4 separate regions of the Homo sapiens genome follow, and all the other regions are linked to region 4. A link is a loop called in an ENCODE intact Hi-C map of the cell type or tissue named here. Cell type or tissue: Caco-2. All regions are shown on one strand. Region 1 has its middle 130 kb from the start of SAMD5. Region 2 has its middle 180 kb from the start of SASH1. Region 3 overlaps STXBP5 (syntaxin binding protein 5). Region 4 has its middle 370 kb from the start of SASH1.

Region 1 (8,000 bases), 330 kb before region 4:
ACTTCTGGAATTCAGAGACAGTGCTAGTAAATTGATTTTGTGTTACCTGTAATATGGATTTTGACAAAAAATTTAACAATACATTTCTTTACTAGATAATGACTTAGTAAGCTAGTGTTTTCTAATATGTTTATTAATTTGTTTGTATCAGATCAAATACTGGCTGATTTTTCCCAATGAGATCGAAAAGTTAGGACAGATATATAGACTTTGGCTGACCTGGGTGAGTTCTGTGCCAGGCATTGTGCTATCTATTGTGATTCTAAAGATAGACAAGGCGGAGTTAGTTATTTAAACTGCAAATTGCGAGTACTTGGCAAATGAAAGTTATTCATTTTCTGACCTTTTTTGAATTTTCTAGTCTTGGAATCCATGACAGGAAGCCAGAATTTCTAGCTTTGATGTGGTTTCAATTTGATGTAGTCTAAGCAGAATACTATAATTGTATGAATTAAGAAAATATAAAAGAACAATTAATGAAGTAGATAATTTTTAAAATGAGAAACATTATTCATTATTTGGTCTATGAAAATATACATGTATCCAAGATAGGATATTAAAGTTTTATTCTATGTAGCCCACACATATATTTATGCATGTGAATGGTATTTTCAATACACTTTGTGCATAGCTGTGTTCAGATCCCTCAAAGCACAGCCCGTGATGAGTAAGAAAGACTGTAGCTGCAGCTCTGGGGTCCCCGAGGAGCTATGGCTCATCCTCATCTCAGCGGGCTTCACTCCCAAGGGGTGGGTGCTACATCTCCATCCTCCCCTGTCCCAGCAACATTCTCCTCTTTTGTTAGCCAGGAATCCTGGAAGAATAGCAAGAGCAGAGGGTAGCATAAGGCTTGTGTTCCTTCCTAACTGCTGCCTTTCTGATTAGGAAGCATTGAAAAAGGTGCCTGTGTTTCCTCTGCATCTTTCTTTGGGAGAATTTTTCATGTAAATCATGAGATAAGAGTTATTCAGATTGATCAGTTTGAACATCCATTCTGTTTTGGTTGGCAGTCATGCTCTAAAAACTTCAGTGTAGATCATTTTTAATAACCATATGGAAACAAGGGCAATTTCTAATTGAGATTTTTTTTTTCTTTTCTATTAGAACAGGTTGCCACTGACTGTAAAGGGAAAGAATATTGGAAGTTATTTTTAAAGGTAGAGATGGGAGAAAGGAGTAATTTGAAATCTGAATTGTTCAGCTGCCGTCACACACATTATGGCTAAAAAGCTTCATGGTAAAGAATGACGGCTGGGCGCGGTGGCTCATGCCTGTAAATCCAGCACTTTGGGAGGCTGAGGCGGGCAGATCACGAGGTAAAGAGATCGCGACCATCCTGGCCAACATGGTGAAACCCTGTCTCTACTAAAAATACAAAAATTAGCTGGGTGTGGTGGCACGTGCCTGTGGTCCCAGCTACTCCAGAGGCTGAGGCAGGAGAATCGCTTGAACCCGGGAGGTGAAGGTTGCAGTGAGCTGAGAATCCATACCACTGCACTCCAGCCTGGTGACAGAGTGAGACTTCATCTCAAAAAAAAAAAGAAAAAAAAAATTGCCGGGTGTGGTGGTGTACACCTGTAATCCCAGCTACTCCGGAGGCTGAGATAGGAGAATCACTTGAACCTGGGAGGTGGAGGTTGTAGTGAGCTGAGATCACGCCACTGTCCTCCAGCCTGGGTGACAAGAGCAAGACTCTGTCGCAAAAAAAAAAAAAAAAAAAAAAAAAGAATAACAGACATAAAATTAAGCAGAAGTCTGCAAAATCTAGTCAAGATTCAAGGAGGAAGCCTTAAGCATGGTTAATGCTAAAGTTTTTCTCACATATTGAAGAAGGACATATTATTAACTTCAACATTTACCCAAATAAACCAGTCCCATCCCATTTAAAACAGGTTCAATGGGAAGCATCATTATTAAAATAAATAAAATTGTATGATGATGCTATTTCCTCAATACCAAAGTGGAAAAGCACCTAGAAAAGTTGCCAAGCCAAACAGCCACAGGCTTTGCAAGATTGTGCATCAATGCTATTGACCTACAAAGTTAGACCTGAGGACTTTGTCTTTAAGATCACTTAGATTCTTATCTTGTTGCTTAGCAATTAAGTATTTTTTAATTTAATGTTAGCTTCCCTTGTCCTGCCTCCTCACCTCCTCAAAAATCCCTTTGAAAATTCGCTAGACTCTTGTAGAAACTTTAAAATTGCATAATAGTAAGTTTGATTCCTTAATCCTCTGTAAACCTGCTTTAACATCCAGTAGACGTTAACAATGGTTGGACACTGATGGATAGTGATTGCTTTGTTGAATGGGGTGGGACACAGGATCTCAGAAGCTCAGCTTTTTAACCCAATCTCTAAATTCTTCTTCATATGAGAGCCTCCTGAAATGCCCAGCTCCAGCAATTAAGATATCTGATTCAAATATGGATGTCCAACATTGGAAGATTTCCTCCAAGAATTTCTTTTCTCACATTTCTTCATTTTAATGGGCTTCGGCAGCACATGATGAAATTTTCTGCCCACTTGCTGGGGAGCTCAATTTGGGGGCTTCATTGGCTACGGTGAAGTCAAAGGACCCTCATCACAATATATGTGATGGAGCAATTGACCTTTATTTGGAAGATGGACCTTTTGTACCTGGTAAAGTGAAGTGCTCAGGAGACAGCCAGAGAAAGCAGGGGCACGTCGCAGACATTTTGCATGTCAGGACAACCTTTTCAACTTGGTTTTTGCCTTGTAAAACAAACTAACTCTCTTTCTCTGTCTTTAATTTTTTTTTTTTTTTTTGCTCAAAAGTTTAATGGTTGTATGCCCATATTCTCATAAGTTTTCAAAATGTCTGTAACGAGTGTGTGTACTTTTAAATGATGATTCAGATCTTAGCTTTTTAAGAGTTATGTACATGGTTAACATCCAGCGGTCTCAAAACTCCGCTGTGCTCTTTTCTTCACTGTTGCCAAGCCTTTGTGGTTACAGAATCTTTTAACTTTACCTGTAAACTTTAAATAACTTAACTTTTAATGTTTTGAAGTAATCTTGTTTGTTTCTTTAGAGTTTGAATTCATGCTTACCTAAAATCATTTTCCCCTCAATTTATTTATAAAATGCTTAGAAGGAAATCTTATTCTTAGAATACTTATTTTTTCTGTCATACAACAATGACAGTCTAACATGAAGATGTTTGATTTATTTTCCTATTTTATTGTTCTGCTTTAATTCATACAGATCCAGAAGTAATGAATTATACCTTTTGTTAAAACTTTCTCTTTTGTTTAATGGAAAGTGAACAACAGGGTTGTTATACACACATTACAAAACTTTTTTCTTTTTCTTTGTAAGAAAATAATGAGCTAGACTGCAACCACACTGTAAGAATGTTTGTGGCATTTGTGATTATTTCTCTGTTTTAAGAAGTCCATTTCCTCTTTCTTACTTTAAAAATTGGATAAAAGTTTTTATCTTTTTGTTCTTTTCATTCTACCTATTGTCTTAGTGCATTTAATTCTATATGACAAGGGGCTGTGAAAAAGATCTCGAATAATGTTCCCATTGGTAGATGTGCTGCCTCTCTCAGCCTCAGTTTCCTCATCTGTAAAATGAGAGAGTTGTATGAGATGATCCCAGAGGTCTCACAAAGCTCTAAGTTAGGTGCCACTTTAATGATACCAGTGAGCAAGATGAACAAGTCATTTCAGTGGCTGAATTACCCTGCTCATGTTCCACATTCTTGAGATGTGACCTTTACATTCAAACTGCGAGTTCGTCATCTCTGGATTCCCTGAAAGACATTCATTCTTAAAGATGTCTGCCAGCGGCCATTTAGCCCAACCCTTTCATTTTCCAGATAAGAAAAATAAAACAGTGTTTTATTGAAACATCAATAGGAAAGCATATAAACTGACTTTTTGTTTTCTTTCTAATAGCTATGCAATCCCAGTCTTACTATAAATAATCCCAAACTAAGGCTTCAAAACCACAAAACTCATTCTGTAAACATTCTGTCTAAGGCTAAGACCTACCTACTGCCTCTATGGGAGCCCTTCTCTCCTGCCTGGGGTGCAGGGCCTCAGTGCTAATATGAACAGGGTCCCAGTCGTTAGTTGGCTGCCATCTGCACTGTTGTCACCCCAGAATAAATAATTGAGAAGCACATGCCACTGAGGTGTGCCTAATTCTGCGAAAATAACTGTTACTTCCCCAGATCCAAGAAATTTAGCAAACTCATCACACTGTAATAACAATTTTATTCATTATTAATCCTGGTGAGGAATACTTCAGCTGCTTTACATCTATTTCATACCCTCCACTTTGACCCCTCTCTTTGATACTGCAAATCCTCACGTTGAAGGGCATGTGAAATTATTGGTGAATCAGAAAGGTGATGTTTCATTCCGTATATTAATGCTTCTTTTGTAAATTAAGAATTTATTTTTGTTTGTAGTTAACTCAAATATGCTTTTTTTTATGGGCTTCAGTGTTCCATTAATTTTTAAAGGAATTAAATATTTGCTTAGATGTGCCTTCCACAGTTCTTTCAATCATGTGGGTAGATTTTTTCCCCTTAATTGTCTATGTTAAAAAGGGGAAAAAAACAACTAAAACACACAGTAAAGAAGGTAATTTTTTCCAGCTGTGTAGTAGTTCTATTCCTTCATTTGACTTTGATGTAGTCAAAAAGTGGCCGCCTGGTCTGACTTAAACTTTACTTCTTTTACCCCGTGGCAACATTTAGAGGGAAGAGAAATACAATCTCTAACTGGAAAATCTCCCAAATTCATTAGACTTACCACTTATTTACCAATCAGAAGTTATTTTAAGTTGCGGTTTTCTGCTCCAGTAAAGTGTATAGTCTGAAGTATTTTGTTACTCAGAATTTGGTGTATTTTATGGAAGACTTTACTAAAAGGAAAGAGACAGAAAAGAGGGAAAGAGAAAGAGGGAAGGAAAGAAGGAAGGAAGGAAGGAAGGAAGGAAGGAAGGAAGGAAGGAAGGAAGGAAAGAGAGAGAGAGAGAAAGAAAGAAAGAATGTCCTAAGGTAAAGAAGAGTCTTTACTAAAAAGGATGGAAGGAAGGGAGGCAGGAAAGAAAGAAATGATAAGTTCCTAATACATGAGCAAGGGTTTGTCTGGGATCTCAACTTGCCTGGGGTTAACTAGTGTTGTAGGTCCAAAGTAACTGGATTTAAATGTCATACATAATGACAAGTAGGAAAATTGGTACGTTATTTGCATGTGAATGGGGATAGAGGTGACTGGATGTTGATTCATTGCATGATGAATGTTTGCCCTTGGTGAAATGTTTTACCTTCCATGAAATTATAAACAATATTTCTTACTGACTGTAAAATGTAGACACCAAGCCTAGAAGTGTCTGCTCCTGAAATGCTGCTCTAATTAGAAAACTGTTTTTAAAAAACAAAACAAACAAAACCCAATCAGAGGAGGGAGGAATCTTGGAATTCTACACTTTTGAGGAAGGACTTGCCTTCATGTATTGCTTTAGGTTTAGGAGAGTTGGGAGTGGACCTGGGAAATATAATTCCAAGACGCATTAGAGATAAATGGACAAAGACAGTTTACTCACATTCTTTGGAAAATATTTTTGAAGTCTCTAAAATAAATTAGATTTATTATTCTTATACTGTTTTGTGTTAGTAATGTTTCTCTATATATTGATCTAATGTGCTTTTTAATTTGTAAAGCTAATACTTTTGCAGGAATAAACACAATCTCAGCTGTGAGACTATTAAGGAAAAAGTTTTTTCTAGATAATGCATCAGTATGTCTTCAAAACTTATAATTAGAGAGTCTTAGAACTTGATAAAAAAAGTTTCTTAATTTTTTGGAGAAATATTATCAAATATTTCCATTGATTGAAAACATTGATTTTCCAAGGTCACTTTTCTTCTTAAGCTTTTCCTTCAATTGGATTATAGTGATTGAATGATGGAAAACTTTCCCCAGTATTCTGCCGTGACAACTTGCAGTATATGTGTATTACACATTTTAACCTAGTAATTCTCCAAATCATCACAAGAGACATGGGATTCATGGAAACCCTTGGATTAGCCCAGGGTCAAACAATAAATTAGGATCAGTGTCAGAATTAGAGTTCACTAGGGACGCTGAATTTTGAGTTTGTTGTTGAAGCATACTGGTTGTGGTTTGATATGCATAGAATCAGAGGTCAGGATGCTCACAGATAGGTTTTTGTACTCTCTGAAAAGACACTACAAAACCAAACATCAGAGAGCATGCAGGATGCCCGCTTCTTAAGATGTGGAATGCCAGAATCCCCGGACTTTAACAAGGAGATGCCATAATCAGAGGCTCCGTGGGACTTCCAGGCTGGGGCAACCCCACACGACAGGACATCTTACTGATTTGAAGAAATGCCACTAGCAGTTGATGGCATGTGCAAGGAGGGATGACAATCGCCACTTGGGGGTCACTGGGCCTGACATATTTCTTTCAAGAAATTGAACAAAGGCCAGCTCCCCTGGGCTATGTAAGGTAAACATTCCAATCAGCATCACCCATGGAAGCTGATTTGGAAATCATTCTCAAGAAATACTGTCCAAGCTCATTTCTCTAAGCCCACGCAATATAATTTTAAAGCAAAAAGAACATTGACCCTTCCTCTGCTTGAGGTGGTAATGTTGATTCCCATGTTAGAATAATAGAATTTTTCTATACGTTATGTATTTATACACTTACTGCAGATTCAGCACAGAGGCCATCCTGGGAAAAAGAGCAAGTTACATTGAATTCTAATGTGTTACATATGATCTTGCACAGGTGTGTGAATACTTTTCATCTCAAAGCATTTCCCATAGTTTTATATAGGAGCAGGGTATAAGCTCGGATAATGGTGAAGTAGGCCAAGGAGAAAACCTAAGAATTGATGAGGTCTGTGATAAATTGTGGCACCTCAGTGTCATATGAGTTGAGTTGGTCCTATGCAGCTCTAGCTGCTGATTGTGTGAGAAATACAGACCCAGTGCTATCAGACCTTAAGACTTGCTTTCACAATAAATTAACACTCCAGGTTTTTAGGTGAAACTTTGCCATCTAATGAAATACATCCACGGGCCGGAACTGGCTCTCGGATCATCAGTTTGTGATAGACTAGGATCATTACCAGTGGCTTAGTATATGTCAAGTTCTGTGTCAACTGTTATCTTTGTCTCTATTTCTATATCTGTCTGTCTGTCTATGTATCTATCTATGTATCTATCTATCTATCTATCTATCTATCTATCTATCTATCTATCTATCTAGTCTTATCTATTCACAGTTGACCCTTGAACAATATGGGGGTTAGAGGTGCCAACCCCCTGTGCAGTCAAAAATTCAAGTATAGCTTTGACTCCCTCAAAACTTAAAGTACCAATACTCTACTGGTGACTGGAAGGAAGCCTTACTGATAACATGAGTAGTCAATTCATAGACCAGCGTGGTGGTATGTGCAGTGAGCCATGATCATGCCACTGCACTCCAGCCTGGGCGACAGAGTGAGGCCCTATCGCAAAAAAATAAAATGAGAGATACATTTGCATCAATTGTTTATGCTTCATGGATTCTTAAATATTCAATCCTTCTTGACCTGTTCGGTTTCCACTTATGTTTATTGGTAACTATCACTTCTTAATCTCAAAGGATTTCGATTGGCCTGTTTATGTCTCATGCTTAATAATATCCAGCTTGATACAGTACTTGTGTACTGTAGTATGCTAAACTAGAGAGCTTATCGTTATCACTGCACAATAATCTGTAGAAAACTTTGTAATTTGAAAACTTCAGGTGGCACTTGTAGTGTTGTATAAATATATGCAGAAATAAAACCATATTCAGAATTATTTCTTTTAGAATTAGAGTAATCATGCTTTAGAAAAAACTGCATTTCTTATCTCTTTTAATGTGTATAAAATAAACTTGAAATTTCACTTTGGGTTACCATAGAAAATAGTTGATCATATATATTTTGTGTTATATGTATT
Region 2 (8,000 bases), 190 kb after region 4:
CAAGTATGTGGTCAATTTTGGAATAGGTGTGGTGTGGTGCTGAAAAAAATGTACATTCTGTTGATTTGGGGTGGAGAGTTCTGTAGATGTCTATTAGGTCCGCTTGGTGCAGAGCTGAGTTCAATTCCTGGGTATCCTTGTTAACTTTCTGTCTCGTTGATCTGTCTAATGTTGACAGTGGGGTGTTAAAGTCTCCCATTATTATTGTGTGGGAGTCTAAGTCTCTTTGTAGGTCACTCAGGACTTGCTTTATGAATCTGGGTGCTCCTGTATTGGGTGCATATATATTTAGGATAGTTAGCTCTTCTTGTTGAATTGATCCCTTTACCATTATGTAATGGCCTTCTTTGCTCTTTTGATCTTTGTTGAGCTCCTGAAGGAAGCACTAAACATGGAAAGGCACAACCGGTACCAGCCACTGCGAAATCATGCCAAAATGTAAAGACCATCGAGACTAGGAAGAAACTGCATCAACTGACGAGCAAAATAACCAGCTAACATCATAGTGACAGGATCAAATTCACACATAGCAATATTAACTTTAAATGTAAATGGACTAAATGCTCCAATTAAAAGACACAGACTGGCAAATTGGATAAAGAGTCAAGACCCATCAGTGTGCTGTATTCAGGAAACCCATCTCACGTGCAGAGACACACATAGGCTCAAAATAAAAGGATGGAGGAAGATCTACCAAGCAAATGGAAAACACAAAAAGGCAGGGGTTGCAATCCTAGTCTCTGATAAAACATGTCTTTCTTTACATGGTGGCAGCAAGGAGAATAGTGAGCAAAAGGGGAGAAAGGCCCTCATAAAACCATCAGATCTCATTAGAACTCACTCACTACCACGAGAACAGCATGGAGGTAACTGCCCCATTGATTCAATTACCTCCCACCAGGTCCCTCCCATGACACATGGGGACAATGGGAATTACAATTCAAGATGAGATTTGGGTGAGGACACAGACAAACCATATCACTTTTAGTCCTTGCTTCCTTGGGGAATTTCTTTTTCTTATGTCCTATACCTTCAGTAACCTCATAGCCATATCTTCTACTAACTTCTCAGCACATTGTAGAAAATATTGCTTTTAACCATTACGTTAGTATTTTTAAAATAAGAAAGAAAACTGGATTTGGCAAAAAAAAAAAAAAAAAAAGAAGAAGAAGAAGAAGAAAGAGTTGTATAGTACTTCTATAATGTTTGTAGTAAAAGAATAGTTAATATTTTTGTTATTAGAAAATTGAAGTTACTCGTGGTTTCCCAAAGCTGTGATCTTACCTTTTATATTTGTCTTCAAACTCCCTACTTTTCTCCAATCCCTGATGTTTGAATCACTTCAGACTCTCAGGAAAAGGATTTTAGATGTTAGAAAGTTTGGAGACCAAATGCAGATTTATACGCAGTTCCAAATACAAACATGGAAGTGAAGATGGCCAGAGATTTTACTGTAAAATTAACCTACTTAGGAATGTTTTAGCTTCCTGTATTAAAGGGCATAAATTCCTGTCTTAACAAATACACATATATGTTCATTATATGGCAAATGCCTGTTGATGCAGAAAGGTTGAGGATGTGATATGCTGATAAACTGAACATTCTAGAAATGAATTCACTACATTCAGCACATGAAATGAAAATGTCCACGTTCAATGCAGAACACTGAGCAGTATCACAAAGACTTTAATCTCTGGCAATCTGAAGGCACATCAGGGTCCACCCTCCAACCATAGTCACCCCTCTCTGGGCATCAGCTGTCATCATCCAGTGTTGTGGTCCTGGAGATTAGCCTGAAACTGCCTGATCTTACCCTGTGACTGCTCTGGAAATTGCACTTTTGAATCCACTCCCCAATAACTATTTGTTCACTTCACATTTTTCCTTTATGCACAACGATCTAGTCAGAAGTGGGTGGAGAGAAACCCCCACCACTGGGTTGCTTTCGTTGCTGAGATAACATTGGGACTGAGAACTGGGTCTTCAATGATGACTCATGAAGCCTGTGCTACCTCCACACTCCCGGTGGCTGTGGCTCTGGGAGCACACGTGGTGGCCTGGGCCTCATAGGTCACCACCAGCAGGAAAGCAGCTGGGAGCCCAGCTCCTATGAGGCCCATAGTAGCCATCTTTGTATACAAAGACCTGCCTGTTTTGTGTCCATTCCAATACTGCATTTAAGAGCCTTTCTGCCTTCTCTGGCAATGTTATGTGTGCTGAATACTACATGTATCAAGAAGAAAGGAATGGAAACCTCCATGACAGTATTCGGCTACCTCTTCAGATAATTTACCCAAATCTTTCAGATACATTTAAACAATTCTTTTGTCTATGATTTAACTGTTACAAATAATGCCAGTGTTCAAATCTGAAAATATTCTTCACATAGCTGGCGTTGCCATTCTCTACTTACAATCCCACTGTGACTCTAGGCATATAATGTTCTTTTGCATAAAATGTTCTTCTGCCTTTATCTCTCTTCTCTGCTTCCTGCCAAGCTTCCATTCCAATGTCCCTCCATTCCCTTTCCAGTCAGAGACCAGGTGCTTCTCTGCCTGCCTTGCTAATCTCTCCTGCATCCATTCACCTGTCTCCATACCCCTGCTATTATCCTAGCCAGGCCTGTAATTTTTAGAGCTGAAAAGAACCACCTCGTCCAAGCCTTTGCTTTCGAATGAGGAAAATCACCTAAAGAAATGAAGTTAATGGTCGTTGCTTCAGGACTGTAGCTTGAATATGACCATAACACCACCTTTCTCTAGACCTATACACACTATCACACAGCCAGTGTCTCTCCACCTCAATACATCCTGCAGAGATTCCAGGCTGTTCTTTCTGAGCCACTGCCACTAGGCTCCTTCTCAGCTCAAAACCTTTAGTGATCCTCCATTGCCTCCAGAAAAAAATCCAAACTTCTAAAACTCACATTCAACCATCAAGCTCACTCTTCCCAATCCTACCCTTTAGATACACTTTGCAACCAAGTCAACTGACCTATTCATCCCCAGGTATTCTTCACCTGTCCAGGTGAGCTTTTACTCTCACACCTATGTGCAGGCAACTCACAAGTCTGGGTCCCACTCCTAGGTGAGAGCAAATATTGAGTGCCCCACTTTCCAAGAATGCCTTCCTGGTTCCCACCAATTAAAAATCATCTCTCCTCTACTATTAGTGACACAGTTTCTCATTCATATCTCCCTTATGTCACCCATTAGCTTGTATAACAATTTTGTGAACACACTCACTTGGATAGTCTCTGTAGGTCTAAAGCTTCTTACAGAGAAGATCCTAGTGTGTTTCACTTTTGCATATAGTACCCACAACTCTTGCTTATAGCACCCACTCACCTAGGATTCAGAAATGAACCAGTTTGTTCATATATTTCCAAGTTATTAGCCAGTAAAGTTAGAACTCTCTAATTTCTCATAATCAAATGTTAACTTTTTGTTCATCCTTTTTGTTAGATGCAGTTGAGATGGAGACGATATTATTTTTGTTAGGATACACAGCTGAACTGTTAGGATAAACAGTGTAACTGTCACCCACTTGAAGATATTTTAAATTAATTATATACTAGTAGACGTATTTGACATAAAGTGTAAAACAATGTAAAACATCAAATAAATAAAATTTTTCTTCTAAAGGAAGTCTCACCCCCACCCCTTCCATACACACACATTTACACACAAAAGACTAAAGTTATCATAGAAACTCATCAAACGTTTACTGCCATCTTGTGGACAGACAGACATTAGCAAAATACCCAAAAGAAATAACAGCCTTTTATTTGCCTAAGCGGCCTCTACTTAAATGCTGTGTGATTAAACCAAAGGAAGCAGCCTCTTCGTTAATTAAACCATTTGCCCAGAAAGTGGTTAGTCAATGCCAGGGAAGCCTTTGTTAATTGTTCTTTATCATTACAGAACCCTAAAATGGTTGTCAGAAATGTGCATACAAATTATCTTCGTGTTCTCATTCCGAATATCCAAGAAGGGGTGGGAGCAGGGGCAGGTCAGGAAAAGGTGACTGGGTACATTTGTATAGGCTTTGCTTCCTGGAGCAAAAAAGCACAAGAAATCTTTTAATTAATGCATTAGCAATTAGCAGTTTGCACCCCAAAGTACACAATTTACTCTTGATGGTTCAACAGTCTCCTTGATAAATTGCTCCCAAACAAGTAGACATCGAAGATGAAGAAATGCCTGTTTCTCCACGTTACTGTAAAATCTGTGATTCACAGAAGGGACTACCAATGGCCATATTATTACCACTTGCATATTGGAATTTAAATTAATCCATAAGAAATGGGCATGAAATAGGGCTAACAAAATAAAATATTACTCAGCCTCCCGAGTAACTGGGACTACGGGCATGCGCCACCGAACCGGGCTAATTTTTGTATTTTTAGTAGAGACCAGGTTTTACCATGTTGGTCAGGTTTGTCTCAAACTCCTGACCTCAAGTGATCCGCCTGCCTCGGCCTCTCAAAGTGCTGGAATTATAGGCATGAGCCACCGCATCCGTCCTGGGAGGTTTTCTTTTTGTGTTAAATATAGTCCTTATTCAAATACAAAGCTGGACCATAGCTCCACACGTTTTCATGCTATTACTTTGTCTCCAGGGTACTTTATTGCTTTCTGCTGGCCTATAATGAAACTCATATGTGGCACTGAACTTAAAGAAATGATTTCTTATATGAATAAAACTAGATCTCAAAGAGAACCAACCAAGGTGTGTAGAGCAAAGCTGACCCATGTAGCAGGCACTTTCCCTGCCGTGTCCCCACCCCTCTGCCCTTCCCTGTTTTGGTTCTCTGGGCCTCAGGATCACTGTGTTTTGCATTTCTTTCTTTCATCCTTGCCTGCTTGTGTTAATCACTCTAGGAAACTTGTTTAGACGTTAGCTGTCAGATAAGGCCATCCCCAGCAGTCAGAAGAGAATCGAATATTCACTTATTTATTCACGGAGCCAAAATGTATTGACCACTTACTAGGTACCAGTTTCTCTGTAGACATAAGGATCTGAAGGTTCAGAATCACTCACCTGCATCTGCTCAGGCTGAGGGGAGTCAAATAGAAGACAGGAACAGAACGGCCTGGTAGGTGCAATGCCAGAGGTCTGTGCACAGGGTTGGCGGCAGCTTGCTGTACTAGATGTAAGGTGCATGGGGAGGAAATCAAGGGTGGCTGTCCTGAAGAGGTCAGGGAAAGGCTCATGCTAAAAGTACCTTTGCTCCATGTCAGGAAGCTTGACTGTTATGCTCCTGGAGAGTGGTCGTTGATGGTAAGTGACTTCGCCAGAGTTTCAGTTCACTTCTTTGGGAGCAATAGAAATGTAAGAAGGGAGAGGATACATGCAAAGGGATCAAGACTGGAATCAGGAAGAGTCGGCCAGGCACAGTGGCTCAAGCCTGTAATCCCAGCACTTTGGGAGGCCGAGGCGGGCAGATCACCTGAGGTCAGGAGTTTGAGACCAGCCTGGCCAACATGGTGAAACCCCGTCTCTACTAAAAATAAAAAAATTAGGCAGGCATGGTGATGGCCATCTGTAATCCCAGCTACTTGGGAGACTGAGGCAGGAGAATCACTTGAACCCAGGAGGCAGAGGTTGCAGTGAGCCAAGATTGTGCCACTGTACTCCAGCCGGGCAACAGAGTAAGACTCTGTCTCAAAAAAAAAAAAAAGAAAGAAAGAAAGAAAGAAAGAAAAAGAGTTGTTATGAAAGTCTTCCATAAATCCTGGCTACCATGGTCATATCCTGAGGCAGGCAGTGGAAATGGAGAAGACAGCTACTCAGCTCTTAAAGAGGTAGAAATAGCAAGGTTTAGTGACAGGTTGAATATGGATTCTGATTGCAAAGTGTTGACAATGACGCTCTGGTTTCTGTCTTGGGTGACTATGTGAAGTGTGGCGCTAGGAGGGAGAAAAAGTAATATCTTTTTCTCACTCATCACAGTTCATGGCTGAGACCCCTATCACAAAACACAAATTAACAAGAGGAAAGCATAGAGATTTATTTAACCTAACTTTTACCTGACACAGGAGACTTCGAAAATAAAGACCGAAAGAAATGAGGATATCTGTGTATTTTTATGGACAGTCCTGCAGAAGTATGATTGGAGGACAAACGGGTATGATCTAATGATAACAAACTGGGGGAAGCGGAGCAAGGCCTGTTTGTTCAGATTCTTCTGGGCATCTCTGTGTGACAGCCTTTCCCCCCCAAGTACAGGACAGGAAAGGGAATAATTAATGGTGAAAGCTCTAAGAGGAAGTGGGAGGAACAGGGGAGTATTTGAAATTAGCTTTGAATGGAAGGAAAGATATCTGGAAGTGAGGTTACAAGAAAAGATGGGTGTACATACAATTAAGTCTGTAGGTGGGAGGGTGAGAAGACGCTTCATTATCAACATGACAGTAATTAAATGCATCCTCAAACAGATCAGTTTGAAATGCCTCCTACTGTGAATAGACAAACTTGTTACGGAAACATCTCAGGAGACTCCTTGCAGGAAGGATGGGTAGATAGATGCTCCGATTCCTCCCGGTTTCTGCTTTGCCTTTACTTCCCTAATTTCACCCCACCGCCAGTGCTAACCTATTTTCAACTCAGAGCGGTTCTTGCCAAGATAGGTAGTGTTCTTTTTCTACATCCATTACTATTTTATCTTCTTGATCGCCTTCATCAGTACACATTTTCATGAGAATGCTTCCATGTTAGGTTTTATGAGAAGCCATGGAGGCTGCCTCCTGCCTTCTGTACATTGGTGATTTGACAAACAACAGTGATCTAGATGGAGGAGCTAAATATTAAACACATGACAATGCCATTGAAGATTATCTCAATTCTATGTGTGTGTGCGCACGCGTATGTGTGTCTATACGTAAATTTGGGGAGGGGAGGGGTAACCATTGCCTCCGTTTGCAAAGCTCAGTGCTTTCATTGGCGCTACCTTTTCATCCCAGGACAGTTTTGCTCGCACACACCAATTGTAGCTCCTTTTAAGGCGCTGAACTCTGATGTGTCGGCTGCTAGTATTGCCTGGAAACCAGCAGCACTGTGGTCATTCTTCAGGCTCCCTTTATATTGTTCTGGTAACATCCCCTGCTGTGAAGATTTCTCTGGCTCTGTCTGCTACAAATGTAGGGGATAGATATAATGCTGTCTCAGTCATTGTCACCTTTCTGAGCAGTACAGGCACGCTATGCAACACACGTGCAGTCAATTTAATAGGCATGACCGCTCTAGAAACTTTGGAGAAACAGCCAGCCTGGCCTCCTCACAAACTGTCTTTATTGGCCAGATTTCCACACTCAGAACCATCTCTGATTGTTTCTGTCCTGTTAAATATGAAATTGAGAAGTTCAAATGACAGCAAAGTGAAGCTTTTTGTACTTAAAGGTGTTGAAACTTACTCTTGACAAGGTCTATTTTAGGCTTTCATTTCATAAAAAAAAAAAACATGATCCACAATAAACTTTGATGACCCCACACATTGATCTGTTAGCAAGATCATCGCCTCATTTTCCTGCTAGAATCATCAAACACAATCTGTTCCTTTGGGGAGTGCTTTAAAAACATATAACCCTAATTGGAACTGTCTAGAGGTGTTTTGTTAGCTATCTTTCAGCCCCTTCTTTAAAAGCTGCATATTGCTACTGATAAGCACAGAAACTTTGGAATCAGACAGACCTACTGACCCACCCAGATATGTCACTCCTGTCCCAAACCTGTCTTCATCTATCAGAAGGCCAATACTATTTGCCACCCTGTCACAACTGTGTTATCATCATGTACTGAAACCCTATAGGGAAAGTAACTAACACAGTGCCTGCCTCATAGTGAGGGCTTGGTAAACATTAACTTAGGGAAAGACTTTTTTTTTTTTTTTTTTTTTTACTTTAAGTTCTGGGATACATGTGCAGAATGTGCAGGTTTGTTACATAGGTATACACGTGCCGTGGTGGTGGTTTGCTGCACCCATCAACCCGTCGTCTAGG
Region 3 (8,000 bases), 580 kb before region 4:
GTTAGGATTAGAAAGCTTAAAGTATGTTTGAGTGTAGGAAATAAGCTTCTCAGAGTTATACTTGATTCTGTCTGTAGATAAGAGACAGTCTACAGTAATAACTAACCCAGGGAATTTACTGTAATTTGAGAGGTAACATCTCTATTTTTTTCTTTTTAAATACAGAAAGTAATAGTCACCAGCAAGCCACGATTTCAGGAAAACTGACTAAAAAAAAAAGTCAAAATAGAAAATATCAGAAAAATGAAAGATTTTTGTGTGCCCTCTCCATATCCTCATTGTTTTTGTTGCATTTGTCCTTGACTCTAAAATCACTGAAGTATTCATGATTAGTAGTTTGTAAGTAGGAAGTGGTTTTTCTGTATGTACCATATATCCAGTTCATTTCAGTTTTCAAACTAAAATCCATATGTATTTGCTGAGAAAGTTATTTGAAATCTTATATTCTGACAAATTCTGTACATTACATCCATTTGAAGTTTTGCATCATCTTAACACTTTTGCTTTGCATTTCAATTGTACAAAGTGTTTCCAAAAAAATGGTTATAGATTCGACTGAGCTATTACTAACTTCTCCATTTGATTTTTTATGGATGTGAAAAATGCTGCTACTTGTCTATGTTATTATGTGTAAGTATATTACAATTTAATTAAGTACAATAGTTTAAAGAACGAAGCAATTTTTTTTTTTTTGGCTTAGAACTTCTTAATTGTAGGTTCCTCTGAAGCGATTTCATGTAGATATGTGAGTGTTTTAAACAAGTCTGAAAGTGTTACATACTTTTAGGTTACAGGGGTGCTGGGGAGACAGCTGAGGAAAGGAAGAATATGTGGAAGACACCACGGAGTTCAAAGTTTTACCCTGAGTTCTATCTTCCATGTATGTTTTGCTTAAGGCATTTCTCATGTGACATTAGAAAAGCTATATCCAAAGGTAAATTTTTTGTGGCAAAGATTTATTTTACACTTTAACTTTTGGGATTTTATTTGTTTCAGCAAAATAAAGAGCACTGAACTTTAAACTTGAATTTTTTCTGCACTTTTTTAGGTAATGAAAACTTTTTATTATCATTTAATCCACATTGCTCAGTTTAAACCAAGTGATACATGTGTATAAAACATACCAAAATCATGAATATGCTGCTAGCTGTACCTTAAATAAACTGATCAGTTTTAAAACCTTTAATAGGGTTTTATATAGATTTAAAAAATAGTAAAATAATCTGCTGTATGTTTCAGTGTTCTTGGTCTTAAATTATTGCAACACTTTCAGATTTGTTTTAAGATCATACAGTAACATGTTATATTTATACATACTGCTAGAAAATATACTTTTAGTTTTAAAATGGAATTTTTATAAATGTACTTTAATTTTAAAATGGTGAACTTGTTAAGTTTAAGTCAAAGTACTTAAAAAGTATGTATATTATCCATACAAAAAGTTATGTTTTACGCTTATAATAAGAAATACTGGTATCTCATATCGAGATACAATTAATTTTAAAAAATCATACATCATTTAAAAATCTTCACACATGAACAGGAAAGATATCATTTCTATGCTTTAAAAAACCCTCTATTGAGCATTTTCAAATATTAATTTTATTTTGGGGGAAAATGCCCACAACAATAATTGCAAGATCTTTCTCAATAGCTTCAGTTTGCTGTTGGATGCCTACCTTAACTATTGTTTTAAAATATAGATATATATATATATATTTAAAATAGTTTTCCAGGTATTTTCTTCTACCTTTTTTAAAAATAAATTTCCAAAAATGAAAACAGAGTTTATGTATTTTTGTCAATGAAGGTTTTTATTTTGTAGTTTATAGAATTTGTTCCTTATCAGTTTGATACTTGATCAACATTCTTAGACTTTTTAATCTGTATTTACTTTGGGGGGAAAAAAGCACTCCTATATCTTAAATGTCCTTCTTTTTTCTTTTCCCTTTTAGGGTATTTGTTCTCTTGGATTGAAATTTATGCCCACAGATTTTTCTTTTCATTTGAAAATGAATGTGAAGATACTGTTTACAGCTTTTGTTAATTGCACTTTTCATCACTCTGATCAATTTCTTGTAAAGTGCTATGGGAATTATTTTTCCTGTGAATATTAATGATTTTACTACTGCCTCCGAAGTTTTAAAAAAGGTTCTGTAGACAGAAAACAGTTGTTGCAACCAAAAACAACCAAAAAAAGAAAAAAAGGGAAAACTGGCTTACCTTTCTCAGATGAATTAAATGATTTTAATAACTTCCCAATTACCAGGGTTATAACATTGCTTTCTTCAGTTATTAATACAGTCAAATTAATTTTAACAATATAGGCACAATTCATTTACAAATTCAGTACAGTAGTCCAGGGCTACATGTAAGTGGTCTCTTTATTTTATTCTTTACATCAGAAAAATCATGAATGTCAGTTTTGCCAGTATTTTACAATGAGGCTTATCGTTTAAAATTTTATAGTGTATGACATGTAAATAAACCAGTATTTATTGTAGGTTGTTTGATTCAGGCATTTCAAATGGATATAGGTTAATGGCAATGGAATCCTATTTATTTGGTAGTTGGTTTTGTTTGTTTTTGTTTATTTACTTTTGCTATTTGTTTTGTATTGTCTAAACTTTGCTTCAACTGAAGACAGTGTAAGGAGTTGAAAATACAATCAACATAGCAATGGAAAGCAATGCAAAGAGGGTAAATCTTGTTTTAATTTTTTTAACTTTTTTTTTTTGTAAATAAATAGTACTGTGATACTTTAGGTGTGACCTCTATTCCACATGATAGTTAGAACCAGAAAAACACTTTTGCTTTCTAGTTATACTATTGGTTCATTGTAAATGCATTACCAAAAGACAATATGAAAAAGAGCAAGATTAAGTTTTTCTAACATTGTCCACTTCAGGGGCAAGCATGCTTGGTATAGAGCTCTAGCTTGTGTATACCTTAAACTGTAACTTGCAGGTGTTTTTCAGTTGCTGCACTTTTTATTTAATCTTGCTCAGTCCCAGTAACTATCTCAAAGGTAATTGCTGGAATATGCATTTTGAAATACGGTTTAAAAAAAATCTGTGTATTGTTTCATCTAAAAAGAAAAGCACTATTGGAAACACTAAAAACGTGTTAAACTTTGTAGTTATTTTGCATTCCTGTACTTTACAAACTGTCATCACAGCAAAAAGTTTAAAATTAGGTAATGAAATATTTTTGTAAATAAATACCGTTAAGCTGGTATTTTAAAAAATGTATTATAAATTAATTAATGTTTCTGGAAAATGTTCATATATATGTATATGAATGTCTCTTTATGCTGAAGGGCTCTGATTGGGCAAAATAAAATACTCTAATCTCTCCTGAAACTAAACAAGCCCTTTTTCCTGGAAAATTTGTTCTAATTTTTTTCTGAATTATGGAATTAATCTATTAATAACCTAAGAAAATAATTGATTAAAAAAATAGATTCCCACATTTACTGAAAGTGAAGCTAATCATATAACTCAGGTAATACCAACTATATTTTTCTTGACTATCTGGAGTTTTTGGTGAAAAACACCTACCCCTGTGTTGGGTGGATTGAGAGTAAAGGAGACAGGGTGAGAGTTAAGGAATAGGAATGAAATCTGAGTGCATGCTTCTTGGCCTTTAGTGTGTACGCGAATCACCTGAGGATCATATTAAAATACAGATTCTGATTCATTGCATTTGAGGTGTGGCCTGATTTTGCATCTCTAACAAGCTTCAAGCTAATATAGATGCTGCTGGTCTTGGAACATACTTTGAGTAGCAAGGATATGGATAGTTTCCACAGAGTGTCAGTGTCCAACTACTTGTACGAAAAATGAGTATCACATTAATGAATCTTGAAAAATGTAAAGAAGACCAAACAGTACTTACCACTGTTTCTGTTGTGTTTTAGAATAAAAGACGTAGTAGTTCTCTTATTACATTGAAGGATTATTTGATTTTGAAATATATATATTTTTTATTGTGACACATGCTTATCCCACATGGTGGCAGTCTCGTCTCACTGTGTGAGCCTTTAGCAAGAAGCGTTGCAGTACAATTTTACATGGGAAAAAAACATAGACTTTCCAAAGGATAATTTTCATGATACTTTTTTATCCAGAAAGTTACTAAACACTCTTAGATATGGAACAGATAATATGTTCCTAAGGTATTATAAAGTTATGTAAATCATTTGGTAGAGTGATCTGGTTTATTATCAAAAAATTTTTCAGTGTCTTTCTAGGAAATAGAGGCATAAAGTGATAAAATTTTAAAAACTGAAGATTGTCTTCATGTCTCCGGTCATGCCTTTTTAAAGAACATTATATTGGGTATGTGCTGTGTAAATAGTACAGTGCTATCCACTGCTTTAGATAAAAATTTAAGTTGTCATTGTAACCCTTCATAGGAATTTACAGGAAGATTCTGATTTTCTAGGAGTTTACAGGAAGATTCTGATTTTCTTCCATTAGTTTAAAAATTGTATGTTTGCCCCATTTTTATGCTTTTTTCAGTTTTTGTACAAAAGTGTTTTGTCCTAGGTACCTTAAGGAAAGCTTTCAAAATGCTTTTTTTAGACTAAAACATCTTTTAAATAAGAAAATACTTACCTGTCATTTTATTTTTTTCAAATTCAGTCTGTCTTTTTAATATCAATAATGTATATTCTGTTAACTTTAAACTTATGGAAATATTCTAACATTTAGTTTTAGTCATTTTATATGATTTTATACTGTTTTAAAAAACAAAACCCCATAGCTTCTTTTTTTAATAACTTTTCAAAAACAGCATGAAAGTAAGATACATATTTAACAAGGTTCCAACAAAATAGAATATTCTGTTAGTAGCAAAGGAAGGGAGTCTGAGGACTTCATTTAAAGTTATTAAGGAGAGAGAGAGAGAGTGTGTGTGTGTGTGTGTGTGTGTGTGTGTGTGTGTGTGTGTGTCCCACCAAACAAGAGACCTCCTTGTTCATCTCTCCCGGGCTGAGTTCGACTCTGAACCTTTCTTTCCACTTCTCTCTGCTGCTTCCATTTCATTTCTGTTCCTGCCCCCCATGCCTCTCACCCCAATTCTCTTTACTCTTTAGTATGTTTTATTTTAGCTAACTACTTTTCTTTGCCCATTTAGCAGGGAAATAATGCAATCCCTCTGTTTCCCAGGGCCCCTCCTAAATACTGAGTAGATTTGTAAATAATGTTTGTAAATACAATAACGCCATCCCTACTCTTTGTTACCTCCAGACACTCAAAATATCAGCAGATAAAGCAAAACACATTAGTACATGGAAGAAATACTGTGCTGAGGCTGAGAATTGTAACTCCCAAGAGCACTGCAGGAGTATGTTTGGATAGAACACACTGCTGCTTCACTAGGGTGTTTATCCAGCTTGCTTTTTTATTTTTTGAGACACAGTCTCACTCTCACACAGGCAGAAGTGCAGTGGTACAATCATGGCTCACTGCAGCCTTGAACTCCTGGGTTCAAGCAATCCTCCTGCCTCAACCTGCCAAGTAGTTTGGACTACAAATGTGCCTCACCACTTCCAGTTAAGTTTTTTATCTTCATTTTTTTGTAGTGACAGGTTCTCACTATCTTGTCCAGTCTGGTCTTGAACCCCTGGGCTCAAGCGATCCTCCTCCCTTGACTTCCCAGAGTGCTGGAATCACAGGCATGGGCCACCACACCCAGCCAGGTGTTTTAGCTTTCAAGATCAAAGATGCCCAGAAATTACAGCATTGCATGAGTACAAAAGTTAGAAGACCACACATTTCAGAAAGTGAAAACCTCCATGTTCCTTTAATAACAATGTGACTGCAGATACCATTAGTCTAAGCAGTGGTTCTCCAACTTGAACATCAGAATCTCCTGGATACACAACTTTTGTGAAAACACATCACTGGATCACATCCCCAGAGTTTCTGATTCAGTAAGCCTGCAGTGGGGCCCGAGGATTGGTATCTTAACAAGTTCCCAGCTGATGCCGAAGGTGCCAGTCTGCAAACCACACTTACTGAGAACCCTGATGTAGAGCAATGCCCTAGAAGCAGTGTCTTCTCTGTATCACATGGTTTAGATGTCTCCGTTACTATCTGGTAATGAAATTATAGATAATATGCTTGCCTATACATTCAATTTTTAAAAATCAACATAGTGTCTGAACTAATGTGCCAGAGATATGAAATGAAAGCAATTTATAATTTTTAAAAAAGTATTTCAATATGCAAATGCTGAGGTTACACACAAGAAGAACAAAGACAAGTCACACATATTTCTAAAACGTTCCGAAGGGGGTATCCCCTCCTAACCTCACTCCCGTTGTAGCCTCACTTTGCCCCTCACACCCTCTGACGTTTGAACCCTTGGGCCAGAGAGTAGAACCTGCAATAGGACCCATCCTTTTTCAAATTTGTTCCCATGCAGTGGGACTGTCACGAATATGTTTATAAATGTTATGCCATAATATATACATGAAAGTATAGACTACTTAAATGCTAGTTTGGAATTTTAGAGCAGTTTGCATTAATTCCTCTTACAAATTTATATTCACTTTCTTATTTAAGCTGTTTTTGAACTAGAGTGAATTAGAGAGCCAAGACTTATCTTTATAAATTTGTGCCTGAAACACACTAATCAATATATGGTATGCTTCTCCTAACAAAAACTCATCTTGACAAACAGAGCAATGAATTCATTCTAGGAAGATTATATAGATTCTTACAGATTATAAACATCTATTATATAACATTAGTATTGGAAACTTTCACTTTTTCTGATAACCAAAACTCAATCTGTGATTATTGGTTAATTATTAAACAAGTCCATTTGCCTAGTATTTAAGTGCATTAAAAGTGGGCATTTATATAGAGCTCATTTCAAATGCCAAGCACGTCTGTCTGAGTGTGAAGACCAGAATTCTGTCCCTAAGTTTACCAGCAATACCAATGACCTTTTCCAAGTTAACCTCTATTTGCCTGAGTTTTGTTATTTATAAAACCGTGATCTAAATACTAGCCTTCCCTACCTCAGCCACTGTAGGGAATGTAATAACGTCTGAAAATCATTAGAAAAACAATTAGCATACACAAAGATTTATGATCTTAAAAATCTTAGTCGTTTAGAAGCTCTGTGAATCAGATATATTTGAATAAGGAAGAACAAATAGCAAGTCTTATATCAGGATCAGCAAATCAGTATTATTACTGCTATAATCAGGATAAAAATTGATACATTATCTTTAATAAAAGAATGAAGATCAAAATGTCTTTGAATTTCATAAGCACCTTTCGTTTCAACTGAATTTTTTCTTTGTTGTGTGTTTACTCCAGGGAGCCAGCTCAGGATGCGTTTATTGCCAGCTATCATCAGGATACAAGATCTTACTGAAATTACTCTGGTTACCTTTCAAAACAGAACTGTAACCAAATCCCAGTACCTGGAAATTTGTTTTTTAAAACAAATGTATTTATATTTGTCTGTTTTCATACTATAAAGAACTGCCAGAGACTGGGTAATTTAGAAAGGAAACAAGTTTAATTGACTCAAGTTCAGCATGGCTAGGGAGGCCTCAGGAAACTTACACTCATGGTGGAAAGTGAAGAGGAAGCAAGGCACTTTCTTCACAAGGTGGTAGGAAGGAGAAATGCAGAGTGAAATGTGGGGGAAGAGCCCTTTATAAAACCATCAGATCTTGTGACACCTCACTATCATGAGAAAAGCATGGGGGAAACTGTCCCCATGATTCAATTACCTCCACCTGATCTCTCCCTTGGCACCTGGGGACTATGAGGATTAGGAGGATTACAATTCAAGATGAGATTTGGGTGGGGACACAAAGCCTAACCATGTCAATATTTAAATTCATATATGCATATTTTTTCCTATCTGGTATAGACAGTAAATACTTTTGGAGGTTTAGTCATAGCATAGTTAACATACTTTTCACAGATTCTTTATAAAATATCTCAATATAAAAATTATCTTAATTTAGA
Region 4 (8,000 bases):
AATTAGTTTAAAAGCAGAAAAATAGAGTTCTTCTCTCATCTTTTCTCAGCAATTTCTATAAGCCAAAAAAATTGTAGGTTTTTCAAGATGTGTTTTGAAAGATATTAGGATTCATAAAAGATTATTATGTGCACATATAGTAAATGAGATGAAGTTCTATTCTGTGGTCATTCATAAATGTTTAGTGACACGCCCTGCACTGTCAGGACCTAGTTAATAGAAGCTATAAAAAGCAGCAATCCACAAAAACACTTTTGGGATATTTTGTGTGTTTTGTGAAGAATTTTTCATGTGGGTTTTGATTGCCTCATTGAGATGACCATAGTAATATGAACAAGAAACAATATTTTGTACATAACGTACACTGGGAATCTAATCAAAGCATTTGAAAAGATAGTGACAATAATAAATGTAAACTATTAATATTATTGTTTGGGACATCTGTCAAACTGTATTTGGCCTCATACTTCCCTCATTGGAACATTTGAGCCCTCATCAATCACACATCATTCCCAAAGGCAACAAATCATAATGGCTATTTCTCCTTTAGGACAAGGCTAAGCTTAAAGAATTTAAGTCCTGCCAGTGGCAGTAAGACTAAGTGCTAACAGGGGAAAGATATAAAGAGTTTTTTTTTCTTTTTGTTAGGAGCATTAAAAACAGTCACCAAACCATTGATTTTGATTTAACAGCTTACAAAGCTTCATTAAAAAGATTTTATATGTTTTCCTTTTCAATTCCCAACAATGAAAAGAACTTACTTATTATTAAATCTGTATTTTGTACAGACTTCTTCCTTATATTTCCAAGAAATAATTTTATATATGTATATGTATGTGCATGATTGTTTGTTCCTGTCTTTTTTATTCCTCATAGTATAATTGTAGAGTTTATCTTTAGTCCAAAAACTAGATAAAATCTTATCAAGGTAATTTAACTAATTCCTCGACTCCCTTTGGGACATTATCAAGACATTTGAGACTTATATGAACCTAAACCTTACAGACAAGCATTACCTCATACCTTATAGCCACACCTAGGTCTAAACATTGTAGACATACCTAGGCCTACACTTTATGGACACATATTGGCTTGCAGCTTTTAGGCCCTTAGAAGCTGATCTTTGATAGATATATATAGATCTATAACCATGTACATAGACTTCTAGGGGCCTATACCTTAGAGACATGTATAGGACTTTACCTTATATACACATATAAGCCTGTAGCTTGGAGCCACCTAGAGGCCTAGACATATAGAAAGGACCAAAATTCCTTGATGAACATTTTAAGGGCTAAGCATGCACCGTTGAGATGTTCTTATAATCACAGACTTTTCCAACTTAAAGGTTCAACATCCTAGGATCTCTCTCCCTCTGAATATTTGATGGACAAGGAAATTGAGACTCCAGGTGATTTGCATTAAGCTTGCAGATTTGATGATCAAGGACAACTCTTAAGTGTTCTGATTCTAGGCCAGTACCTATGCTCTAAGAGCATAACCACAGCTGTTCTTTGAATACAGAATGTACAGACATTCTGACCTCAGCATAATATGCTAGATTTGGAACCTGATTGGTGCAATAAATATGAGTAGATAAATTGATCTTATTCATAAGTTGAAATTCATATATTGAAATCCTAATACCCAAAGTGATGGTATTGGGAGATGGGGTCTTTGGAAGGTGTTTAGGTCATGAAGATAGAGCCCTTATTAATGGGATTAATTCTCTTATAAAGGAGACCTCCTTGCCCCTTCTGCCATGTAAAGACATAGTGAAAACGATGACTGTTTACGAAACAGTAAGTGAGAGCTCACCAGATACTGAATCTGCCTTGATTTTGGACTTCCCAGCCTCCAGAGCTATGAGAAATAAATCTACTGTTCATGAGCTACATAGTTTATGGTATTTTTTATAGCAGACAGAACAGACTAAGAACAAACCATTATTGAGCAACCTTTTTTATTTCTAAACCTCCCTCATGTTATGTTCCTTTATATGTAGATATCTAAAAACCTACCCCAGTGTCAAAATGGAGTCTCTTAAGATAGCCCAAGGCATTCTGATATTTTTGCAGTTAATACATTTCATTTAAAACATCACTGAGGCAGATTGTTGTCAGCTTGTAATTTATTTAAATTGGTGTTAGTTTCATTTCCATTTCTGTGGTCTCTGGCTTAGCATTTCAGAGGCAGAAAGCGAATCTGAGTTCAGAAAATGCCATATTTGCTTTTGGAAACATATGTTAAATCTTGCAAGGCCTATAAGTAATGACTGATTTCAAAATTAAAAATAAATAAAGAAACCCAATGGCAAGGCAGGTACCTTATTTTCAAATAAGAAGGTGAACATTTTTAGAAGGGCTGTCTTGGATATTGGAAACTGCCAAGCAGGCCAGTGCAGTCTGGGGCTAGCATGAAGTATTGATTCAGATGTCATAATTAAATGAGCCTGAGACTGAGCTCAGATAGACACTCTTTGGAAAGATGGATAAAGAGTCAGGAAGAGATATGAGTTAGAGTCTCTTTCCCTAATAGTACTTGTCAGAATTTCAAGGGTGAGAGGTTCTATCAATTGGAACAAGAACGGCGTGGGTGTGATGGGATTTGGCACCTTATCAATTCTCTCCCTTCTAAGAGAACATGTGTGACATCTGTGATTTATTTCTGATCTACCAGTCTGGTGAGCATGAGTCTTGAGTTTGCTGCCAAATTACTGCACTCGTCTACATGCTAAAAGGCTGCTGTCACATTTAAGACTGTCAGAAATTCAGATCCTTCCCATGGGTGATCCCAGAGAGCACACAGAATAGGGACTTACTTTTTGCTTGTGGCGAGCCACGTGTGGGAGTTATGTTGTTACCAATCAACTTACATTAATCATGTTAGCTTTTCCCACCTCAACATCTGCATATATGATTAAAACAATATTATTGCCATATCAATGGAAATATAAAACATGAAATAAATTCTCCTATAATCTTACCACCCTGACATAAATGCTACCTTCACAGCCTCTGTTCATATGTACTCTGTAACATTATATTAACTTTTAGAAAACTTTTTCTGATCAACAGCAATTTATCCCATAGGGAGATATCTTCAAAATTGAGGAGGAGGACATTCTTAGTTGAATATGAAAAAAGAAGAGCACTCTAAAATCTATGGCACATCATGGGGAGGAAATAAATTAGATTGCAACAGCTTCTGAAAGGGACACACATTTTCCTTATCGCTAGTGTGGCTCTTGGAAGGTCTTTCATTTGCCAGCCAACTCTATATGGATTAGGTCCTCTGATCTTTACATCCTCACCCTCAAAGGAAAGAAGCAGGTGATGATATAAGCATATAGGGCATCAGTGATATTTTATATTTTTCTTTAAATGCCACCTCTTCCCAGGTCCGTAGCAGGGAGAGATATCATTTAAAGTTGACACCGCAGTTCCTCTGGCCACTGAATCATGACCTTCTGACCTGGGAGCTAGCCTGAATCTATAGGATTTATCAAGAAGACCTTAATATTGCAGAATGGCAGTCCTCACCAATCATTTGTTCACCATCTCTCTTTTCTTGTTCTATCCTCATTATTAGAAGAGTCATTATTTTAAGCCATTCAGTTGCCTCAGGAACTGTAAAGTAACCCTAGTGATAATTCTCCATGGCACTTAGAACCACATAGTGTTCCCCTGATCATTTGGCCTAACTTACTCAGAAAATGAAATTTACAAATTTTTTTGATTCCCAAGGTTTTGCGCTACAAAGGCTGTTGCCATCTGTTTTCTTGTCTAAGAATTGTAATCAAACTGGAAAACCACCAGGATGTATTTTATTTATTGACAGGCTAACCTCCTGCATATTTATAAGATGTAGGTTACGAATGTGTGCAAACTGACCAAAAATGTGATATAAACTGTTTTATATGGTGGGAAGTGCTCACATTTTTTTTAGAATTCTAAAACTGGAGAGACTCTTAGTTATTCTATTGCCCAACTCCCTAATCCGACAAATAAGGAACAGGAGGCTCCAAAAGGTTATCAGCCCAGAATCTGAGACTTCAAGCAGTGTAGCACAGGCTTTGAAGTCAAAAGCCCTGGCGTGAACCACTGATTTGTCTCATACTTAATCCTTGGAAATCCGTGAGCAATTTACTCAGCTTCTCTCTATAGCTTTGTGTCCTCAGCTGTAAAATGGAGAGGAGATACCTGTTCCAAAGTTGTCGGGAGGATTAAATGAGATAAGTTAACAAAATGCTGAGCCCACCATTCCTGGCACATTTTGGTTGGTGGAAGCTACTCTTTAATCAATGGAAATGATTCTTTATGTTGGAGGTGGCCACAAAGAGAGATTCCATCCCCAAGACTGGAAGTCACACGTCCCTTTTTTGTAGGGAAAAGACAGTCTGTTTTGAAGGAACACCACCTTGGAGGAAAGCTTATTCCTGTAGTATTTGGACTTTCATCCTCATATCGAGATATGAGAAAATTGTTTTGTTCATTTATACAATCCCTGCTGGAAAGTGTTGCCAGAAATAAACAAGCTCTCAGGAGCAAATGATTCATTTCTCATCTACTCAGATGACATCTGGTTTAAGTGTGATGAATACATGCTTGTTTAAATCATGTGGTGACGGTGATGCTATCTGACAGAAATGTGTGCAAATATTTGGGGAATCCCTTAAGTGCCTGCTACCAAAGGGTGAGCTTATTTAACAGGGGGAAAAGCACAAACTTCAGTCTATCAAATCAATGCTTGCATCCATTTCCTAAGGCTATAAGATTTGGAGCTACAGCGGTCGCTCTATTTGAAGAGTAGGTGGCTATTTTGACATTAAATGTAGATGCCACTAGCAGCATGAGGATGTGAAACAAATGCTCAATGGTCACTGGGACATTTAGGAAATAGCCTTTGAATAAAAGAAATGTCAAGTGACCCTACATGTTTGAATGGACTTCAGTACATTTAATGGTTTGGTTATTGTTTTTATTACCTTCACAGTTATTCATTTAATAGTGTTTAGTGGATTGTGCTAAGCCAAACACAGAACACCGAGGAGGAAATGGAAGATGTGTGTCTGCCAGGGGACTTCACATGGCCACAGGGGAAATAATCAGTCTTAACATAATGCTTGATTATTCAGATCCACACGGGACAGATGTGGCACATCCTGAAAAATGCATGGGCATTATCAGCTATTTTGAATTGTTCTTGCCAAGCCCACTCTTCCTATCCTGAATAACCTGAGAATTAGCAGTATTTAACTGAAATGTATTGAGAGTCATTTGTCTGAAGGGAATTTAAATTATATATAGAAATTCTAAGTTATCTGAATATTGAAAGTTGAAGGCTTATGCATAATGCACAACAATTGCTCGCTGAGTTAGGAATAAACATTTACATGGAGAAAATCGTGTGAAACATGGCAAAGCATAAGGAATGCACGCTCGATATACAGCCCATTTAATAATATATGCAAAAAAAGAAAGAACAACTATCTGTTTTATGCAGGCCATCAGTAGCTACTATTTGTGTAGCACTTTACAGTTTTTAAAATACTTTCCATGATTTATATCATGTGAGATGATGATCCTATTTTACACCAGGCAATTAATAATATTTTTCAACAATATAATTGGCATCTCAAATACATAGTTGTTTTCCTGAAATATCAATAAATAAAACCAATTTTATGAGGCATTTATATAAAGTAGCCCCCAAATGTTTCATAATAATTGATTTTTACATATGAAGCCTATTATCTCTGTCATTATATTTTCTTCAAGTGATTTGTTGCTAATTTATGTTTGGAATGATGGGGAGGTCTATAGACAGCATTGAAGTGGGCATTTTATCGTGGAACCAAAAATATACCAGTTTATCACATATTTCAGAATTTTTCAAGCGTGTCCTTAAGCATTAATGGTAATAGAGTAAATGTGCAGTGAGCAGAAATCATCTCTGCTCAAATGAGAATGAGCTTCAGTTAATGGGAAGAGGTTTGGTGATTGTAGGTTGGAACAGCGTCTTTGAATACCTTCACCAGACTAGATTTTATAAGAGTACAAAATGCAGAGGAGTGCATATAAATATGTGGATGTGTGTGTGCATGTGCTTGTAGGGTGCATAGAATAAAAACTGGAAGGGTACACACAACTGACGAGGAACTCTCTGGGAAGTGCAGTGTAAATGGGAAGGTGATGGAAAGGGATTTTTTTTTTTACTCCATATACTTCTATATTATTTCAATGATTTTTGCAATGAGAATATATTCATTTACTACTTTTGTAAAAATTTTAAAAATAAGCCTAAAATGCACCATGATGCCGAGAATTAAAAATGGACCAATCTGGTCACATCTGCTTTTTTTTGTTTATTGGCTTGTAAAGGAATTTTCTGGTTTTTCCTCAGATAGATGTGGTTCCGAGCATCTAGGGATGGAGACTCTCCATTTTTGGCCTTTCTTATCTCATTTGCTGTATTTCTGTTCAGTGGTGTGCTATTAACTGTTGAACAGCTGGATCCTGGGATAAGAAGGAAGATCCAATTTGTAGCATTTGCTGATACCTGTGGTGTAAATATTTTCAAAGTAGCCAATTTTCAACTACCAATCTGATGTCAAGCAGCTCACAAAATCTCTAGAAATTGTCAATTGGCTGTCATTCCAGTGGCTCAAATCGTGGTGTCTAACGCCTTGATTCTCCTCCAAAAGGATGCTCTTTTGGACTGAGTATCAGATTTCTGAAAACCTATACTGTTAGAAGGGAAGGTTCAGGACAGAGAAAGAGGAAGATTCGTTGGATAATTCTTTAGCCAACCAAGAGTGGAACTGGAGGCCCGAAGGCTGAGTCTTCCAGAGCCTACCACCAGATTGAAGTGGCAGCTGCCAGTCTTCCCACAGTGCCAACGGGCACATTCCCAACCCAGTAGTGCCAATATAGAAGAAAGTAGGCCTCAAGTTCTTCATTTATAAAATGGAAATAATAATTCAATGAAAGGCTAAGAACTATAAATCACTTAGAAAAAAAGTGTTATATTTAAATATTTGCACCCAAAGATGTTTTCTTCTTCAAATCAACACTTCTGAAAGCTTTCCAACTTTCTCCAAATGGAGCATAGTATGATTCTACAGCTTTGTGTTCTCGTTCCGATCAATTCTAAAACAATCTTAAGTCAATCTTAGAGACAAGGAAGGGTATTCTCTGGACCTCTAAACAGCTTCCTCTTTCAAGGCAGGTTACACTAAAGGACAAGCTAGCCTAACAGTGTGCTTTTGGCATAGCCTGGTCAAGGACAACTAGGGGTTTTGACTTAATTAAGATAAGGCTTCTTTCAAGTGACTGCTTGGAAGTCAACAGAGGAGACTTGGGGTAGATCTCATCTTCGTGCTCAAAGGGCAGAAGCTGAGAGCAAAGAATGGTGTTTGAGGCTTTTGGCAATAAGGGATTGAATGATGAGAACTTTTTGCCCTGTCCCCGACCCATAGATGAGAGGAGGATGCTTATTTCTATGTGACGCCAACCTGTAGCAAGTGGGAATATGTAGACCGATTTCATCTACAACCAGGGAAGTGGCTGATTGACTACAAATTAGACATCTTGATGTCAGTAGAGGTTATTTAAGTGATACAGACTAAGAAAAGCACATTGACACAGTCAGCACAGGATAACATAGATTCTCTGTGAGGCTGACTTCGCCCAGTATCCAGCAGTGGCTGTGTAAGAAATCCTGGTCTCTGTCTGCTGGCTGCACTGCTCTCTGGAGAAGCACGCACAAGAAAGAAGCGTTTGATTTGGAGATGATGGGGCGGAGAGGTAGCCGGAAGAATGTCTTCACCTGAGTTTGCTTTGGTCGCTTGTTGAACATGCTGGCTCCACAGGAAGATTAGACCTTTCTTGTTTGTTCGGAGCAAGCATTCAGAACACCCAGGGCCCTCAGCCTCCTACAGCCGCTGGGCAGGTAAAGGGGAAGCCTGATGCCTTGCCCTGAACTAAGGGGCTTCGTTA

Evidence for each region. A loop is a pair of places that touch in the nucleus more often than their neighbours do. Peaks named below come from ENCODE experiments on the same cell type or tissue, not always from the same donor. Only the 100,000 strongest peaks of a DNase experiment are listed, where the experiment ranks them.
Region 1: it touches region 4 in a loop (4-fold over the local background); 2 of 110 quality-filtered maps call a loop at or near these places.
Region 2: a loop joins it to region 4, with 4 times the contacts of the local background. A loop is called at or near these places in 6 of 110 quality-filtered maps.
Region 3: it touches region 4 in a loop (7-fold over the local background); 7 of 110 quality-filtered maps call a loop at or near these places.

The regions. Positions count from the first base shown.
Region 1 is chr6:147,638,797-147,646,796 of GRCh38, forward strand. It overlaps a transcript of SAMD5 not described here. Among named protein-coding and RNA genes, the nearest start is that of SAMD5, 130 kb to the left of the region's middle. In Caco-2, no CTCF peak of the experiment used is centred here; a DNase peak (open chromatin) is centred at 3,755.
Region 2 is chr6:148,162,819-148,170,818 of GRCh38, forward strand. No RefSeq gene overlaps it. Among named protein-coding and RNA genes, the nearest start is that of SASH1, 180 kb to the right of the region's middle. In Caco-2, CTCF peaks have their summits at 3,756 (motif pointing left) and 3,970; no DNase peak of the experiment used is centred here.
Region 3 is chr6:147,387,107-147,395,106 of GRCh38, forward strand. STXBP5 (syntaxin binding protein 5) reads left to right here. Exons shown (of 28, transcript NM_001127715.4): 28 at 1-3,367. It overlaps LOC124901421 (a long non-coding RNA gene), which reads right to left. Exons shown (of 3, transcript XR_007059802.1): 3 at 1,592-8,000. Among named protein-coding and RNA genes, the nearest start is that of SAMD5, 120 kb to the right of the region's middle. In Caco-2, a CTCF peak has its summit at 3,975; no DNase peak of the experiment used is centred here.
Region 4 is chr6:147,969,939-147,977,938 of GRCh38, forward strand. No RefSeq gene overlaps it. Among named protein-coding and RNA genes, the nearest start is that of SASH1, 370 kb to the right of the region's middle. In Caco-2, no CTCF peak of the experiment used is centred here; a DNase peak (open chromatin) is centred at 4,073.